Linked DNA regions of Mus musculus: region 1 is linked to region 2. The links are chromatin loops, found by intact Hi-C in ENCODE. Cell type or tissue: heart. All regions are shown on one strand. Each heading gives the region's core, and the rest is flanking DNA. Links, peaks and the distances in the headings are about the cores only.

Region 1 (9,893 bases), core at 1,184-9,183, 370 kb after region 2:
TCAATGAGCTCTCATCAGTTGAAGCTATCCCTAGGAAATAGGAAATCATTATCCAAGATGCTCGTACTCTCAAATAGTAAGAAAACATTCTAAATATTTTCCACATGTTTATGTTATTTTATCTAAAAATGTGAAGTGGATTTCTCCTCTTAGCTAAAATGTAGGTATTTTCTGAGGTGAGCCTATATCATCAGTGCTCAGAAATTATACAATCAAATAGGAATTACCCATGGCAACTGAAACTTTGAGATTTAGTCTATAATGAGGCTTTTAATATAATGAGCTAAAAAAACTCTACGAAATCTGAGCACACCCCCCCATGCACAATGTATTTTAATCAACTCAAATGAATTAAGATGATATAGATCAAGTCCTCTTGCTATGAAAACTAAAGTGCCATAATGAGATAGTTGGCCTAAAAAAAAAAAATCCAAATTCACTGTAAAGTCACTGTAATCAAAATGATATGATGGGTCTAAGGTATAGCCTAGTGGAATATTGCTCACCTGGGTATGTGAGGATCCGTATTGATGCCCAACTGTGTAAAATGGAGAGCAGCAGACCAGCACATTAAGGACACAGATAGACTAGAGAGCACAGGAGTAGATTTCAGTGTATAGGGGATTTGTTTTTTAATCAAGGGGAAGGGTATTTTACTTCACAAATAAGACTGGCCTAATTAGGTGTCTGTAAGGAAGAAGGCAAAGCCAGGCTCAGCCTCACGATTTACAGAGTAAGTGGTATCTTGATTAAGGTTAAAAAACTAAAGGGAGGCCAGCAAGATGTTTTGGTGGGCAGTGGCGCTCACCACCAAGCTGCGGTCAATCCTTGGCACCTCACTGGTGGACAGAAAGAACTGACTCCCTAACCTCTACATACCTGCGCGCGCGCGCACACACACACACACACACACACACACACTCACGGAGACACACACAGACACACGTGCACACAAATAAATGAATTAAGCACTTGCTAAAAACGAAAAAGTTAGAGGAAATGTTTATAGGGGAGAGCTTTTAAAAATAGGCTTGCAGATCCCCAACGAAAATTCAGACACCTCTATGGCAAAAAGCAAGGTCATTGTCTGACTGAATAGTACATTTATGTGAGGGAGAAAAAAAAAAGCCATGCTCCTTTCTGAAGACGAGTCATTGTTGCTGCCTTCTCACAGAGAACATCAACTAGCTACAATGTGAACAATGCCAGACCAGAAACAGGCTGCAGGCTGGCCAGGCTGCAGGGTTAACTGAACAAGACCTTGTAAGCCATCTACACACAGGCAGTACTGGAGGGCGACATAGGAGGGACTTGTAACAAAGAACAGAAAATAGGGACAATGCCGACTACCAGATGTATTTAGGAGTCCACCAACTAATTTCTGATGGAACAAAGAATCATGCAGTACAAATTTTAAAATGTGGGGAATGATGTGAATGCTCAAAAACGTACCATAACATGCTAAGTGTCTTCTAATTTTTTGTTTTGGTCACTTAAAAATAATTGAAGATAATTTGGCCAGAACTAACACAAAATCTTAACCAAAGCTCAGTTTTAAAAAGATACCTATCATTTTTTTTTAATGTGTTTACTTTCGGGCTGTGTACTGGTTTGTATACCATGAAATCACTCACAACACAGGCCAAATGTAATCGCTGGGAGGTAACAGCTTTCTTGTATCTCATACTCAATGCGAGGGTCATTTAGAATTACAGACATTTCCTGACCGCCAAGGAGCACAGTAGACATCTTAGCCTTCTGGGAGTCTATTAGTAGGGATTCGGTGACTTAGTCTGCAAATTTTGCTTTAAAATAATTACAAAATATAAATGCCAGCTTGTGAAGAAAATAATGGTTTTCCCGGATCGACTCCTTCCTAAAATGTTCCACGGCTTAATTTTGATTCTTGTTGTAGATAAAGCAAGCATATTTCACTGGACGAGGCGCATTGTCGCTAGCTGTGACCGAGTGATTATTTTTTTTTATTGTAAGTGCAAAAATAAGCACTTTCTGGTAATGGCTCAAATTACATTGATTTTCACAGTTATGGGCTTACCTGAAGCCCGCTGTTAATCACTCACATAATGCTAATCATGTCGCAAGCTCTTTCTTAATTAAACCCACTTAGTAAGGAACAGCAAGAACAAAGCAAGTCCAAACTAGGAAGCTCTGCCTCTCTGCCTTTCTTCCATTGACGTGGACTCCACACCATTCTAACCTGGTCTTTGTTTTATTTCCAAGACAATTTCTTTTTACGGTAGAGCCATATTTGTTAGCCCACCCTTCAGCTTTGATTACAATTTCTTTCCTAAAATGTAAATTGGGTTTTTTTCCCCACACGGCCTTTCACAAGAAAATGATTAAATGTTTCTTGATGAAATAGGCTGATGTAATATTCTGCAAAATTATTCTGTATTTTAAAGAAGATATTACTGGACCTTCAGCTTAATTGGGAGAATTGTTTTATTTATGATTGATGTAAACTAAATACCCTAAGCAAGTGCCGGAATACACTGATAAACATGGCCCCGTGTGAAGAATTTGTAAAGCAACACTGCCACCAAGAGGTAAAATAGGGAAAAACAAATTAATTGAAAATTAATCTTGAAAAACCTATTATGTTCAGATAGCTGATCTGTACTTAGTATGATTGCTAACGATAACAATCTAGCTTTTGGGCTACCATTGTCAGCGTTCAGTGCCCACAGCCTTTGATAGCTCCTATTTGCATTTTGCATACACACACACACAAGGCAACCAGTGAAAACTATTTTGGAAGAAGATACTTTATCAATGTAATGAAAAGGCTTCAGAGTAGCTGATTTGCCAGATAGTCCTAATATTATGTAAAGGACGTTCCCAGTGCAATAAGGGGACGGTGAGGTTAGAAATAAACTCAGAGGAATTAAAAAGAGTTAACCACAAGCACTTTGGGCTAGAACAGCAGTCCCCTGCTGCAGAGCTCAGCCAGTTCCCAAAACAATTCTGCAAAGCTCAGCAAGAAAGCTTCCACCTGACCTGGAAATTCACAAGATACAGAAGTGGTTTCGACTGTGGAGAGATAAGGGGAAAGGGGACAAGGGGGAGGGTGGGGAGGACAAAAGGAGGGGGACGTGTGGGTTATTTTTAGTCGAGAATGGCACAAGCATTCGGTTACTAAAACCATGTAACACCCACAAAATAGTCTCTCATGCCCAACTGAAGCTGGGAACACACTGTCCTTTCTGTGGCGATGTTTTAAGGGAGTTACTTTTACTGTCTCTCCTCCCCCCCACCATGCCTGAAAATGAGATGGGGCACACAGATCTTTAGCTTACTTAGAATTAAGTAAATGTGGGGCTTATTGATATTTAAAACAAATTGGCTTCAGGTTCGTGATGTACCCTCGAGATAGGTTATGGAAACTCACATTTTAACGCCGCACCTTAAAGTGCTGCCAAATTTCCATTCCACCATCTAATCCGCACCACACCTGCTGGGGTGCCTTGCCCCACGCTCTGACCTCTGCCGCTGGGTTTCCAGGTCCGTGTCTCCAGCGGGGAGGATCTCCACTTCCCCGATCAGATCCGTGAAGTCGCCACTGCTCATTCGCAAGACTCAGACCACCACCATGGCCACAGGCCCCGAGGTGCCTCCCCCTTGGAAGCAAGAGGGCTACGTGGCCTCCTCGACTGAGGCTGAGATGAGAGAGACGACAATGACAAGCTCTACCCAGATCAGAAGAGAAGAGAGGTGGGAAGGGAGATACGGGGTCCAGGAGCAAGTGACCATCAGTGGAGCCGCGGCTGCTGCGGCCAGTGCGTCGGTCAGCTCGTCATTCACGGCAGGAGCCATCACCACTGGGACTAAGGAGGTACCGTCAGAACCCTTTCCTTTCTCCATTTCATCTTCTGGTTCCTCTGATCCAGTTTCAGGCATGGACTGCACAGGTTAGAGAGGAAATGCATAGGAGCCTAAAACTACAATCAATATGGTTGTCCTTTATCAAAGCATCTTTTTTGAGTCAAAGACTAATCTGTGAGGCTGGCATAATGTATGAATTTTAATGGTGCTGGCCTTGTCTTTCTGGGCAATGATAGGTAAATTACATATGCATATATTTTGCTCTTCCTGGTCATTAAGGGTTTGTAACTTTTCTACCATGGGTGTTGTTTTAGAAAGCATTGTACTTGTTGATACAGGTGAAACAAGAGACAGACAAGAGTGCAGCTGTTGCGACTGTCGTTGCTGCTGTTGATATGGCCAGAGTGAGAGAACCAGCCATCAGTGCTGTAGAGCAAACTGCTCAGAGGACAACCACGACTGCTGTGCATATACAACCTGCTCAAGAACAGGTAAGCACAAAGCCACCAGGGGGTGCTAGAACGGCCCCGGCTCAACTCTGCTCTTAGTAATTGGACATACAAATCCCCTGCTGAACCACACAGTGCTGAAGGCAGTGGCCCAGGCTTTAAAAGCTTCCCGAGGAAGCTAGAAATATCAAATGTGTTTAAGCTGTAAATATCACAGGAGCAGACCGGGTCAGAAGAAATACCTGGGCTGTGTGAGGCGAGCAAAAGTTAACTACTGTTTTCAAGGCATCCAGGGACTGTGGGAGCCTGGCAGACATGAAACAAAAGGCAGGTCAAATCTGAGTGCAGATTTCCATAGCTAGTTGTGGAAGCTACATTTTCAAGGGTTGGCATTAGATTTCTCTAAGTTCCCGGAAGGACCACGGCTTTTACTTTCCTCAAAACAAATGTGACATTTTGATTCTCGGCTGCAAAGCAATATAAATGCAAGGCCACCTCATGTGTAAACAGGCTCTGTTAGTCTAAAAGCTCTCTCACTCTCCTCCCTGTCCTGTGGGTTGATTGTTACCGCTTGGTCCTGATGTAGCAGCGTACACTTCCAAGTGGTGTGGACTGAAATGGCTCCTTTCTTTTGTCAATGAAAATCAGGCGAGAAAAGAGGCGGAGAAGACCGCAGTAACCAAGGTTGTAGTTGCTGCCGATAAAGCCAAGGAACAGGAACTAAAATCACGAACCAGAGAAGTGATGGTGACAACGCAAGAGCAGACTCACATATCTCATGAGCAGGTGGGGTGAACTTTGATTTGCAAATGTGCCAACACCTAAGATGACCTTTTACTGTGAAGCAGGTTAATTCTAGGGCCACGTGTCTAGTTTCACACAAATAGCATCCTCCTCTCATGTATGTCTATTCCTGAGCACTTGACACCAGTGCCCCTTAGAGTCACTAAGTATTCCTACTGGAAATAAAATGAGGATTCATCTCATCTAACATATATATATAGTGTAAATCATTTACACTGATTATAGGTTAAATGTGTGGCTATGGATAGGGAACAGGCAGAGTGAGAACGGAAAGATGATGCAGGTGTTGTGGATGAAACAGGCAAGAATGTAAGGGAAAACAGAATATGCTACATTAAAAGCTTGGTGCCGCTTCCTGACCCCTTGGACATTAGCACATGGGTTTCATATAGGATGTATGACATACATACCTACATGTAGTAGGTTGAATAGTGAGAGGTTGGACTAAAAAGCACTTGTGGACAGATGGGAGAAGGCCTGTTGGTAGAACTGTTGGTCAGGGGAGACAGTTGATTATAGGATAATTTGAGAAAATTAATTTTCAAGTCCCTTTCTGCCCTGTGGTCCTGAGGTTCAGTGATAAGATACCCAAGGATGGGAAGGACTTACTCTTTAGACATCAAATGGAAGTGAAACATCCTTCCATGGCTCAGGATTGGAGCAATACATTGACCAAGATAGTAACCAAAATTGTGTCTCCATTTTAGACAAGCCTTGATATTCAAAACCATTATTGTATGTTTAAAAAAAAAAAAGACAAAATAGAGTAGGAAGGCAGACTGTAAATTATGCTTGGATTTTCACATTAAAGTAAGGAGCCAGGCAAAATTACTCCTTGAGACTTCCGTAGTAATATTCTGAGGTGTAAGATTACTTTTGGCTGATAGAATTAGCACCTAATTAAATTACCATATGACCACCTATAGAAGGCACAAATCTTGCTAAGGTAGGTAGCCACTGTCTGTAAAACAAGCAGTCCTGAGTCCGACATTCCATTTCCCCTAAAGAGACTAATGCATGGTTCAGAGAGCAAACAAATGTGCTCGTATTAATTAAGATGTGAAGATTTAATTAACGATATCAGAAAGGGAGGTTCACTCTCTCGATTTCCTACTTTGTTGGATCTGATGCTGGGTTAGCCCCATTGTAGATTTGGAAACAATAAGGTCCTGTTTTTATTCATTGATTGCAGATAAGAAAAGAAACTGAAAAAGCATTTGTACCAAAGGTAGTGATCTCCGCAACCAAAGCCAAAGAGCAAGAAACTAGAATCACGGGAGAAATTACTACAAAACAAGAGCAAAAGCGAATAACTCAAGAAACAGTAAGTCTGGCTTTGATCCTTACAAATGGCTCATTTCCAGTCATCAGCTGTGTGTACATTATACCCAGAGCTTCAGACCAGACTCTCTTTCGTGTCTCTTCCTCCTACTGTTGACCAGTGTCCAGGGTTAGAACTCTTTTGTGTTCACTGTTCTGTGTCCACGTGAGCAGTGCACGTAAACTGTGCTCGAACAGTTTTGGAGGTTATCCTAGAACTTCAGATCAGACATAAACAGAAGGTGCACCGCACTTCTGCCACTAGCCACTAGCACATCAGTTTTGCACATGTAACCTGAGTCCTCCGTCACTCAGATTGGGACATTTAGCCATTGTGCAGTTGTAAGACACATACCTATCTATGCTCACCTGCTGACACACATGCACACACCTTAGCCCCAAGCACTTTAACTAAGCAGCAGTTGCCCATTAGAGAAGACAGCACCCATAATTCCTGGGTGATAAACACTGAAGTAAACATATAGGATATAGGAAGACATAGCCTATGTATGATATATATGTATATAAACACATGTATATGCAATGAATGTGTGTATATATATATATATATATGAGATTGATGTCACTGAAGACTACTTTTCTTCCCTCTGTCACCAAGCTTGAAGGGACAGGAGCTTTTATTTTGAATTCTTTGACCCATGCTGTCCTCAGAGCTCCTGTCTGATCTAAGAGCTACTTTCTTTTGAGAACATTGTACTTATAAAAAGGCTAACCATAGTCATCTGCCCAGGTTTCCCTTACCTTGTCCTCAGGACAAAAGGGACTTCGTGTGGCCTGGGAGTCAGGCCAGGCAAGATTGGAGCATAGGAATCTTTGTGACCATTGCAACATAGCAGACTGATGAGTTCAGCCAACCTCAGTTTTCAGCCATTCAGCAACAACAGCCATAGCCCAAAGAGATCACCTTTTCAGTCCTGGCATAATTTATTAAGTTTGGCAGCAATGTTTATTGCTCAGAAAAGCAGCGGCAGGTGGTAAGCCCACACTTAGACCTCTGACACAGGGGGTGTGACATTTTCTACCTCATCACTGAGCCTTCCGCATTCTGAATATGGCCTGGCCGTCTTACTGTTCCTTATGGGACCTTTAAACTCAAACCTTCATTTTACTCCACAATGTCAGATAAGACAGGAAACTGAGGAAATTGCTGCATCCATGGTAGTGGTTGCCACCGCCAAGTCCACAAAACTAGAGGCAGCTGTGGGAGTTCAAGAAGAGACTGCCATACAACAGGATCAAATGCACCTCACTCATGAACAGGTGATGACTTCCTGCTGGTGTGAAAGTCACCCGTGCATCACGTCACCGTCACCTGCAGCCATCCACGTCATCACGGCTCTTAAGCATCTCTTCTCTCCACAGTCTCACGGCCCCTTACCACCCATCTGGCTTTCACTCTCATTCCTAACTCTCAGCTTTTCTTTGGATTGCTACTAATAGATCATAATTCAACTTAATGTCTTCCTGTGAAGGCAGACTCCAGAATTCAAGACAAAATTATGTAGTTTTAAGTGTCTATTAGAACGCTGCATAGGTTATAATGTAAAGTGTGTGACAGAAAGAGGGGATATGTATGTCTCCGTTGTTCTTTTCTAATCCCATTTTTCCTTATAGCTGTACCCATGTTGGTATTTTTGCCAGGAAATACTATGGATAGTCATGACAATCCAATGATGTTTAATGAAATATCTATGGATAATAGGAAAAACTCTGCCTCTTTTTTCCCAGTTAATTTGTTTTTTTTTTAATTAGAGACTCATGAGATTTATTGACATTTTCTTACCTTTCTCTTGAAATCATATAACTAGATGATGAAGGAAACTAGGAAAACAGTGGTACCCAAAGTCATAGTTGCCACGCCCAAGATTAAAGAGCAAGATTTAGTATCAAGAAGTAGAGAAGCCATCACTACCAAAAGAGATCAAGTTCAAATAACTCAGGAAAAGGTGAATTAACACATGTGAAAAGTTCATCTTTAAGCTAATGTCTAGTAAACCATTAACTATTACATAGTATGAATTATTAATCTGTTTTTCTGTTGAGGTTCATAACTAAATATAGTAAACACGTGATTGAGTGCCATGAGTGTCTCCCTCACCGCTTGGTTTTCACACACCCCCTATAACATTTGTAATTCATTTTGTTCAACACTATTATTTGCATGAAATTAGCATTTTAGTTTCATTTTTAAAAGCAATATAGGAGAGCATCTAGAGACTATTTTACAACTAACATTGCTACATTCTGTGACTCCCAGTCATTCTATACAAATACTGCTAAGCGAGTATTTAACCCTGGATGATTTTATTGTTGCATCCCACAAGCAGGGGAATGGAGTGTGTGTGTTTGTGGGGCTGGGTGGGCCATTACTCTGTATGTCAGAAGCCCATACAACTTAAACTTTGCTTTTACCATAATGATCAGAAGAGAAAGGAAGTGGAAACAACTGCCTTGTCTACAATAGCAGTTGCTACTGCTAAAGCCAAAGAGCAAGAAACAGTTCTGAGGTCTAGAGAAGCCATGGCCACTAGACAAGAACACATCCAAGTTACCCATGGACAGGTGACTGTGTTATTCCAGCGTGGAACCCACGATAATCTATTAATACCAAATCTCCTGTGAAAACCTCCATTATAACACATTAATCCCAAACGCCAATCTCTTTGTCTAGGAGACGCTATTAATCAGATTTATTTTCAGAGAATTGTACAATTTGAAACTAAAAAGTAAAATGATTCATTGGTCTTAACATTGCAACATATTTCTTTTCCGGTGTGGTGTTATCATTTTCAACTTTTTTTTATTAACATGTAGAAACCCTCCACACATTAATGACTGAAATTGCATGTGGGCTAATATCAAAGAGACTCAACGAGCAAGAAAAATCACTGCATATGAGCAGTGAGGAGCCTTATAGTGGTGTGTGTGTGTGTGTGTGTGTGTGTGTGTGTGTGTGTGTGTGTGTTGAGGAGTCAGGTGTTCAATGTATTATGCTGCAATCTAAGGAAGGATTTACTTCAATCATGTATAATTTTCTTCATGTGAAACTTTATCTTTTTCATCCTCTAAATACCAGAGGCGAGAAAATTATAGCACCTGTTTAGTGGCTTCCACTGTAACTGCACAAGATGCAGTACTGAGGAATCTAGAGAGAGAGAGAGAGATCCCACCAGAACTGTTCCATATAAGCTGCGAAAAGGTTACCATGTCTATTCGCAGCTATACACATCCTATGGCTTAAACTACTTCCCATAACCATAGCTCCCACTAAATGAGCTATTATTCTCCATTGGGAACTGGACACTAAGGTTTTCTTTTTTTTTTTTCATTTTTGCATTGTTTTTGTGTTTCCCTCAGTGTTGATTTTTATCACAAGATTGTTAATTGTTTTTTCTCTAAGACAAGATTTAAGATAAGATTCAAACCTTTATCTAAGACTAATATTTAATAGCCCAT
Region 2 (9,893 bases), core at 813-8,812:
ACTTTTTATTAGGTATTTTCCTCATTTACATTTCCAATGCTATCCCAAAAGTCCCCCATACCCTCCCCCACACGCCCCTACCCACCCACTCCCCCTTTTTGGCCCTGGCGTTCCCCTGTACTGGGGCATATAAAGTTTGCAAGTCCAATGGGCCTCTCTTTCCACTGATGGCCGACTAGGCTATCTTTTGATACATATGCAGCTAGAGTCAAGAGCTCCCGGGTACTGGTTAGTTCATAATGTTGTTCCACCTATAGGGTTGCAGATCCCTTTAGCTCCTTGGGTACTTTCTCTAGCTCCTCCATTGGGGGCCCTGTGATCCATCCAATAGCTGACTATGAGCATCCACTTCTGTGTTTGCTAGGCTCCAGCTCCTTGACATTTTCAAGTTTACATTCACCCTCTTTATTTATAGGCTCCCCAGAACAAAGATGGGCTAAACACCAGAACAAAGGAACGCAGTCTCTGCCAACCACCTTCAGGTGACCATGGGATTGAGGCCACTTTGTTAGTGGAATTTGTACATGGCTTCTCAGAACCTGCCAAGTGTGTACCTAAAAGGTATCTACCATTTCCTTTACCTCCTCTTATCCTCCAGAGTTTCCATCATCTGCTGCCTTTTTGTTGTTGTTGTTGTTATTTTCAATCCTTGTTATGCTGTGGTGTCTTGACCTCCCCTGCGGGCAGAGTTTAATCTCTTCCTTGCTTGCAAACAGCCCTGGGCTCTGTGCTAACTTTCCCTCCATAATAGTTGACATCTGAGATGTTGACTCACTGAAGGGAGCAGAAAGGCTGTTTGCAACAGGGAGCAAATTCAGAAGGCTCGGGAAAGCAGCCAAGAACTCCACACCTGGGGAGATGGGGGGGGGGGGGGGTGAGAGAAAGGCACAGCATGGAGTCCATTCGTGGAGTTTGGGGAGGATCTGGTTTCATGTGTGAGAGGGGAGGCACAGAAGCCCCTTAGGTGGCGTCCACGAAGATGGCTCCTAATACTGTTCTGATGTCTTAATACAAAAGCACAGAGACAAAAGGAGAGATGTTCTGAGCTTCTGGAAGCCTTGCTTTGGCTATTGATCTTTAAATATTTGCTGCTCAAACTGAAGTCTGGATGGATTTGAACTTTACATTTGATGTCTCTCAAAGGTCATTGAATGAGATCAACTTTTTAAAGTAAAAGAGTGATGCGTAACAACAGTATGTGCTGGAGCACCCTGATAAGACAAACACTTTAAAATGTATGGTGGCGGCAGCTTCTGCAGAATCAACAAGAATTAAATATAAATATGGCCGGAAAGGGAGGGATTGGTCATACCCAAGCACAAAGAGGCTTCCTATGAAATAAAGTGTTACTATGGCATTAGGAAAGTGTCCACAAACTCAGCTTGGGCCTCCTTTGACCATGCTAGTGGCAGTTCAAAGAATACAGTCTGATTATAAAAGTATCATTTTATATATTCTGGTGCGAAACATAGTGGGGAAAAGATATAATTATCCCATATTTCAAATAAGAAAAGAGGGTATCAGGGAAATTATATAATTTATCTAAGATTATTCCACTATAGTAAGAACATCAGCCTAGTCTATTAGAATGCAAATACTTTCCACAGCTCGACACACTAGCCAATGCCTGCAATCCTGGCAATCTTTTGGCAATCTTTTGTTAAGTGCTAGCTCATGGCTACCTCAGGGTACATAGCAAGAACTTACCAGGGAGTTTAGGGGAAAGAAAGAATGAGAGTGAGAGGGGAAAGGAAGGAAGGAAGGAAGGAAGGAAGGAAGGAAGGAAGGAGGGAGGGAGGGAGGGAGGGAGGGAGGGAGGGAGGGAGGGAGGGAGGGAGGGAGGGAGGGAGGGAGGGAGGAAGACAAGATGCTGTTCGACAGTTTCTACAGTAACTTTCTAATTCTCAGCTACTGTGCAAAACCTAGAGTCACACTTACCAGCACTCATTGTAAAACTGAGCAGGCACCTGTGGGGCTGTGAAAGGCAGCCTGTTTCGGCTGAATGAGGCTTGCTCCGGAGACCCAGTAGAGACTCAGTAGAAAACTCTACAAAGGACGGAACAGTGAGCCACATTCCCAGAGACGGGTGCCTGATACCACAGAGCCATAATTCTGTAACTATCAGTCATGCTGATAAAGCCCCAATCTCCTTGTGTTCTGGCTCCACTCCCTCAGTTACCTGACCATAGCCAGGTATGCTCCTCCCCACAGTTACCTGGCAACAGCAAGGTAGCCCAGCCCACTATAAAAGGAGCTGCTTGGCCCCCTCCTCACTCTTTTTAAGCTTTCACCTTTCTTACTTTCATCTCTAGCCCTCCCTCTTTCTCTCTCTCCCTTCCCCCATCTCTCCATGGCTGGCCTCTCTCTTTTACCTTTTCTCTTTCTCCCTGCCTTTCTACAGTAAAGCTCTAAAACCATAGACTGTCTCTGCTCATCAAGGCCTGCCATGCTTGAACGATGAAATAGGCTTTCTCCTAAAGAGCCTCGTCTAACCACCGGCTGGAAGGCCTTCCTGCGCTCCAGCCATGGACCGGACCAAGGACTCTCACCCATGTGAGAACCATCTAGTGCCCCCTCTCCCCCTGCCCTCTCCTCCCTTCAGCCCTGGGAATGACCAAGCCACCCCCGGGGTCCCCATTCTGGTCTCAGTTCTTTGGCAGTGTCCAGCGGTGTCCCCACAGCCAGACACCCACCCGGGGCTGTGTGGAAAGCATGTGGCGGTCCTCCCACGTCCACCCGCCCAGAGCACTGGAACTCTGGTGGGTCGCAGGTTTTCTCCCACTCCCTTTATTCCCCCACACCCACTGCCCCGCAGGTACCAACTACCTGAGCTGAGCCTTACATTTCCTTAGCTCTGGAGCTGGAGAGATGGACTCAGCATCCAGAGGATGCAGGTTCAATTCCCAGCAACCACATGGCAGCACACAACGGTCTATGACTCCAGTTCTGATTGTATCTGCCTCCCTCTTCTGGCCTCTGAGGGCATTGCATGCACACGATGCACAGCCGTAAAACATGCAGGCAAAACAACTCACTTACACAAAAGTAAAAGAAAACACATCCCGTAGCTCTAACTTACCTTAGACACAACACCTACTTGCCATGTTAGAACATTTGTAAGATGCTGTACATAAAAGAGAGGATGATGCCTGGCTCAGAGCAGGCTCTCACTGAGTATCAAAGTACGGCTTTTGCTCTTCCTTACACGCATTGAAATGCGCTAAAATTTAATTACTTATTTATGTGTTCTCTTATAAACAGGTTTCACCATGTAGCCCAGGCTGACCCCCCAGACTTGGTTCCCTGTTTCAACCTCCCATACACTGGGGCTACAGTACTACTGTCTGAACCAGCACGCCCAACTGATATTTAATACTTCTATGAACCACTATGTGGTTCTCCAGTTAGATTTTGTTCTTTTTTTTTTTTTAAAGGAAAAAAAACTCACAGCTCATGCCTGTTTTATGCTATGTTGTGTCCGCTGGCATGTGATGGATTCCAAGTTCTGCAAACCAGATTTGCACCACCAGCATAAGAAAGAGGAACGCTCTTTGTTCGATAGGGGGATGGCTTGAGGGAGGCTTGCCTTATCAAAGAACAGTGTTGGGAACCAGGGTTCCTTCTCTCAACTCTGTCCTTAGTCACTCTCCCTTCCATCTCTCCCATGTAAGGTGACTACAGCTGACAACCCTCACACGCATTTCGCATGTCTGTGGGAAAGGCCACTGCCCTGAGATTATTTCCCACACCAGTATCTAGGAGTTCTTGTATTTCATTGGCCCACCCTGGCTTCAAGAGTACCCAACCCGAGACAGTCGCTGGAAGCTGGAATTTCGGAATTGACTTTATTAATCATTTAAAGGGAAGCAGAATTGATCCACTCCCGCTTCAAGCCTTTATACCTTCAATCTCAGTTACATGTCTGACTGTATGAGTGGGGCTAAGCTTACTGGAAGTGGAAATTTTAGATGAAGCTGGGAGCTTGGTAATGAATTTGCCCAGAAATAAACCAGGGCTGCCTGATTTCAGAGTCCACGACATTGAATGTTCACTGGCCACCTTGGCTCGTCCTATTTTGGCAGTAATTGGCTTAGATCCCACCCCCCCCCCCAAAAAATCACTTCTCATGTAGAGACTGCATAGGCAGAAAAAAAATCAAAGTGCTTTGCCACCTGCAGCAGGTCCCTCAAGAGATTGCTTAAGCCCTGCATACCCACTGCATTAAGTAGCAGTGAAGTACATAGCAGTTAATCTCCGCTCAGCACTCCCCAATCCTCCAGATACCATCCAAGCAAAAGCCAGTTTACTGCCAAGTCTTTAACACACTCTAACACCAGCTAATCTCCCTGTAACAATTACAGAGTGAGTCTTAAGTTGGGAGCTTTGAAGGGCAGCTGTCTGAACTTCCCCGTCCTGGTGTGTCTTCCTTTGATTTAATTTTACAGCTGCTTTGTAGCTTTGGTCTTCCCATTTGAAATCCCTTTAAAAACAAGTCTAGTTAACGAAAAGAAAGTTGGTTAATAGAACAAGTTTGGAGAAGAGCATTATGTTAGTAATCTATATCAGCGTACATATACATAAACAATGTGAGAGTGTTGGGAAAACAATAGTTCTGAAAAGCATTTCCCTGGGAGAAGAGCAGTTGCAGACTTTTAATTTGATAATCCAGAAGCCAGGACCGAGGGCAATTATTCTAGGAGCCACCAGAGGGCAGTGTGTCAGCAACTATGAAACTGAAACAGCACCTAGTCACTCCTGCTTAGGCCCTTGCTCCCCCAAGAGTGGTCGGCAGAGGGCAGTATCAACACCAGGGTGACGATTCGAGAAGCGAGCTCTGGGGTAGGAATCTGTTTCCCTGGAGGGATACTTTGTAAGTACTGAGTCAGACTGAACTGGGATGAAAGCAGCGTTCTTCTCCATTTGGGAATAGGGCTGACAAGTCTCTACATTTGGAGAAGTGTATTTGGGTATGGATTCTACAGCTACAGTGCTTGGATTTGAATCCAAATGCCTTCTCTGATAGCATCACTTGTGCTATTCGGGATTTCCAACACCCACAAAGTGGTTTTGAGGAACCGGTGTGCAGTAATTGGCTGCATGAACGAGTCATTCGGAGGCAGGGAAGCTGTTTGCTGAGTCACTGTGTCTATGTTTCCGTTGTCCTTTACTTTGGCAGCTTTGGTGACTCACATATACACAGGTGAGATCCTCCCTGCTGTATTTAGTGAGCTTTCTGAGGTCTGTCCCCATCTATTGATGTCTGCTGTGTGTGTGCAAAGGAGAAACAGCTCACTAGTGTGAGCGAGCAGGATTTCATATCCTAACCTTTTTATTGATTTCGGTACACAAAACACACACACACACACACACACACACACACCCCTCCTCATACACATTCCCACACAATCGAAGTGAAAGGGACAAAGCACATCCGTGTTCCTGTCTAAAACATCAATAGGCTGTTTCAGCCAAATGACTTGAACACTTTGAGATATGGCGTCACCACCCTAAAGAATTCTTCAGTATTTTCCCATTAATAGGTACAAGGACCTATTAAATGGAAAGCAAGTAGAATTCTCCAAAGTGTGTAAAGTACAAGGTCCCCTACCTCTGTGTGCTTTGGTTCTCCACCATTCTCCTCAATTGGATTTACAGTTGGCTGGTTTCCCTCTGAGTTCTGGTGCCATGATAGATCTCCACCCCACACTTGAAACCTCACAGGGCAACTGACAGTGTGAAACCAAGGCTTCCATGTCACACAATTGTAGACTGGATCCCCCTTCTTTTCAAACGTGCACTTTTCCTGATTTTTTTTTCATTTCATTTTTTCATTTTCCACCCCTTTAGTCATTTCTTCCTTCTTATTCGATCAGCACATGTTGTGAGTACTTTCTAGAATGGTGGTTTTCGTCCTGTGGGTTGTGATTCTTTGGGATTGAACGATACTTTCACAGAGGTCACCTCAGACCAGCAGAAAACACCAGTATTTACATTACAAGTCATAACAGTAGCAAAATTACAGTTATGAAATAGCTACAAAAATAATGTTATGATTGGGGGTGACCACAACATGAGGAACTGTATGAAAGGTGGCCAGAGTTAGGAAGGCTGGGAACCACCGGTCTAGATGCAAGGGCTGTAGAAAGATAAACCTGGCCATACACTAGAAGAAGGGATTTATAAAATGAGAAAGAGGACACAGATAACAGCCAAACAGAGACTATTTCAAAGTTCTAGAAGAAGAGAGAAGATAATGAGGTTGTGAGTGAGGAAAGCAGAGAGCTTAGAGCCAGTCATTAGCCAAAGACTCTCGGGTAGGCTGAGAAGGTAACAGTTCCTCCACATCTTACAAGGGAAAAACAAAAACAAAACCCCCAAACCTTCTAATCACAGGTTGACTAAGAAAAACTCCTAGGCAAGACAGAGTTCATTTGAAAAGCAAGAAGTAGTGTGCCTGGGGTGGGGGTGGGGGAGCTAGGGGAAGCAAAGAGTAGGACTTAAGAAAAGACATTACCAACGAGTCAGTGGATACCCAGGGTGTGGGCACATGGAGATGTGAGCCGAGAGGCTTCAGGACACACTAAAATGACTCTTGTCTGTGTGACCTAGAGCAAGCTAAGTGCTGTTGGGCAAGGAAGCTGCCTTCCTTTCAGCTAGGTGGGCTGACGGGTTCTCTGATGCTCAGAACTGTGCCCACTATTTAAATGGTCTTCAATGATTAAATGATTTTAAATGTACAGAAGCAGGCTGAGTCTATCCCTTTGTGCTGTATGTCCCACCGTGACTTATTTTGGGGCGCTCACTTATGGCGGCTCTTAAAGCACACCTTACAATGTAGAAATCAAGCCCACCCACAAAAAGCCTCAGATGCTAAAATTTCTAGGCCTAGCAGCAACTGTTATAATTACCTTCCATTGTAAATCTGCTTTTTCTCAGAGCATCATCATTCTTCATAATGAGTTCTATAATTTCCCCATAGAGTACGACCCACTCCGGCTGAAGAGCTCAAACTAAGTACGAGCAGTTGATCACTGTCTGTAATTTGCATTGCTCTTTATCCAAGAAAATATTCATTCTTATTAGCCAGATTGAGACCTATTATGAATGTCAATGTGACTTAATTAAAGCATAATATTGATCATGATACCACTCTCCAAGACTCAAATGCCCTCCCCCACGATGCTTACTAACCTAACCCTTCACTGATGAAGTACGAAAATAAATTAGATAAAGGCATTTTTGATAAGTTGGGGAGATTTAACCAAAGTCTTTCTTAATGAAAAAATAATAAAAAAGTATGAGATGAATTGTATCTGCTAAATTATACATGCAGAAAGACTTCAGCAAAATAAAAAATGTGTTTTGCTACCTTTCATTCTGAATGTCAGGCAATACTTCTTCAACTCCTAAGTACTCAGTTCACGATGTACTATGCTGTAAGTGTTTGCCCACACAATGAGCTTGTATTCTGCTAGTTTTCCTAAATTCTATTTATTATTATTTAAAGGGAACAAAGCATTAGAAAAAATTTACAACCTTAAATCCCTGGCTTAGTATTTAAATATGTAATGAGGCACAGGAAATAGAAATGACTTCTATAATCATGGAGATGATCACAACATTATTGGAAAAAAAAAACCTGCCCATTTCTTTGGGAAAATATTTTAATGGATTCATGGTTAGGTAGGAAAAGGTCCCAAACTGGGTTGGTGTTTGGGGAGTGTGGAGTCATGGGAGGTGACTGTTAAAACAAGGAAGTGGAGAAGCACGTCCCTTCTAAGGCTCTCTTTCGTGGGTGTAGAGAATGTTGTTGTTTATTGGGAGAATCTCGGTTGGAGTTGTATGTCATTGTTCCAGAAATGACTGAGTTGTCATCCTGGAGCTAAACACAGGAAGAAAGAGATGACTCAGATGGATGTGAGGGTGGATTGAGCATAAAAGAAACAGTGATGAAAGTTAGGAAAAGGGGTGCTGGGTTCTGCTTGTCCATGTGTAAGGGATGGTGTGATGTGGTTCCCACCTCTGGAGCAGGGCCAGCAGGGCGTGGGCCTCCACCAGTGACCATTGTTGCTGTGGGCGTAAGGCTTGTTTGTGTGTGGATGGATAAGAAAGAAAGAAAGGAAGAGAGAAAGAAAGAAAGAAAGAAAGAAAGAAAGAAAGAAAGAGAGAGAGAGAGAGGGAGGGAGGGAGGGAGGGAGGGAGGGAGGGAGGGAGGGAGGGAGGGAGGGAGGGAGGAAGGAAGGAAGGAAGGAAGAAAGAAAGAAAGAAAGAAAGAAAGAAAGAAAGAAAGAAAGAAAGAAAGAAAGAAAGAAAATAGATATATATTACTTTATGTTCTTCCTCTCTGACAAGGTTAATGACTCCGTGATAATCAGAGATAACACGAGTCTGGGAGGCGAATGTGTGTCTATGTCTCAGCAAAATGGTAAAGGCTGTGACTTAAGGACAGCCCTTACGACTGTGGGAAAGAACACTGAAAACATGAGTTCAAAAATAGATAATTTCTCAACTATCCAAAATATCAGGATGCCCTATGGATTGTATAAGGATCATCACAGATCTAAAGTATCAGAGGCAGCCGCACAATCTTGTCAGGATGATGTTAAGGAAGGAGATAAAGAGATTATGGGAGTGGTGATTGCAGGGCAAGATCCCACCCAGCTATGCTTACAAAGGCAGGTAGATTCCTGAGTTCAAGGTCATCCTGGGACAGAAGGAGTTGAGATCAAGACCCAGGCAAGGTAGGAATGGTAATTTCAGGTGTTTTTGGTCTCTTTCTGGAGTCACAGGATGCTGATTCATGGGATAATCAAAAGGGAACGTGGGGTAGTGGCTGAATTAATGTATAAATAAAAAGACTGGGCTTTTGATATGCAAATGTTGAGCTATTCAGAGAAGTTTTAGAATAACAAGAAAGCTGTGTAAGCAGACTGACTGAGATAAGCTGTTGGCTTGGACCCTTGATTTTACTTCAAGTCATTTATTTCACCACTCTCAAGCATTCCTTCCTCAAGATCATGACTTAGCCAAGGGTGGACCTTGGCAAAGGAGTCCCTGCTTGGAGATTTCCAGAACACTTAGACACCTGTTGGACGTGCAACAGTGCCCTGGAATGAGAGCCTAAATGATGGCTGGCCTTCATGAAAGGTCATATGAACTATGGGAAGTTTGTAGATACTCAACTTGCACTTTAATTCATACCCACTGAAACGCCTGTGGGTGCAAATAGCAAAAACTAACCCATATCTGGGATTTGGGGTTCAAAATGCTAAAATCCTGATGAATGGGGAAGGCACAAGTCTCTTTCAAGTCATAAACTCTTAAAAGGCAATCCTTTGAGTCTGTTTCCTGTGAGACACCAGAATGGCATCTGGCATCACAAGATGGTTGCAGCTGCTCTAAGGCCACATGGTTCAAATTCACTTCCAAAGGAGAGAGGCAGACTCCTCCCACTTAGCGTCCAAGGACAGTTCTAGTGACAGTTACTAGTCCGAGTGACTGGACTACCATGCCTGATCTGGGTTCACCCTGGCAGGGTATAGGGGAATGAGGGGAAGTAGTGAGGATGTTTGGTAGATAATGTTGCAGACCTTTACTAAACCTAGCTACATCTCAGAATTTAGACATCAGGAACAGTTTAAGTCAAAAAAAAAAAAAAAAATCAACTGCCCAAAACAACCTAATTATAATTTTCTTTCCATTAGCTGTTATATAATAAAATTATTTTCAAATTATCCGTATCATTTTCTCAGAGCTAAGAGTTAGTCAGATTCATTTAACCTGTATCAATATTACTATGTAGCCTCCCCCCAGCCTTGAGCAGGCTGTCTCAGACCTGTTCGGCTGCTGTGAATAAGACCACCTAGGGTGGAGTCTTCACACCTAGATAGGTC

What was found. A loop is a pair of places that touch in the nucleus more often than their neighbours do. Peaks named below come from ENCODE experiments on the same cell type or tissue, not always from the same donor. Only the 100,000 strongest peaks of a DNase experiment are listed, where the experiment ranks them.
Region 1: a loop joins it to region 2, with 9 times the contacts of the local background. A loop is called at or near these places in 24 of 42 quality-filtered maps.

The regions. Positions count from the first base shown.
Region 1 is chr2:76,963,581-76,973,473 of GRCm38, reverse strand. Ttn (titin) reads left to right here. Exons shown (of 313, transcript NM_011652.3): 7 at 3,523-3,853; 8 at 4,182-4,334; 9 at 4,941-5,078; 10 at 6,289-6,420; 11 at 7,560-7,697; 12 at 8,246-8,383; 13 at 8,862-8,999. Among named protein-coding and RNA genes, the nearest start is that of Ttn, 14 kb to the left of the region's middle. In heart, for the core only: CTCF peaks have their summits at 2,562 and 4,349 (motif pointing right); a DNase peak (open chromatin) is centred at 4,333; H3K4me3 peaks cover 364 bases; H3K27ac peaks cover 636 bases.
Region 2 is chr2:77,337,008-77,346,900 of GRCm38, reverse strand. No RefSeq gene overlaps it. Among named protein-coding and RNA genes, the nearest start is that of Gm35317, 18 kb to the right of the region's middle. In heart, for the core only: CTCF peaks have their summits at 2,984 (motif pointing left) and 4,754 (motif pointing right); DNase peaks (open chromatin) are centred at 2,660 and 4,780.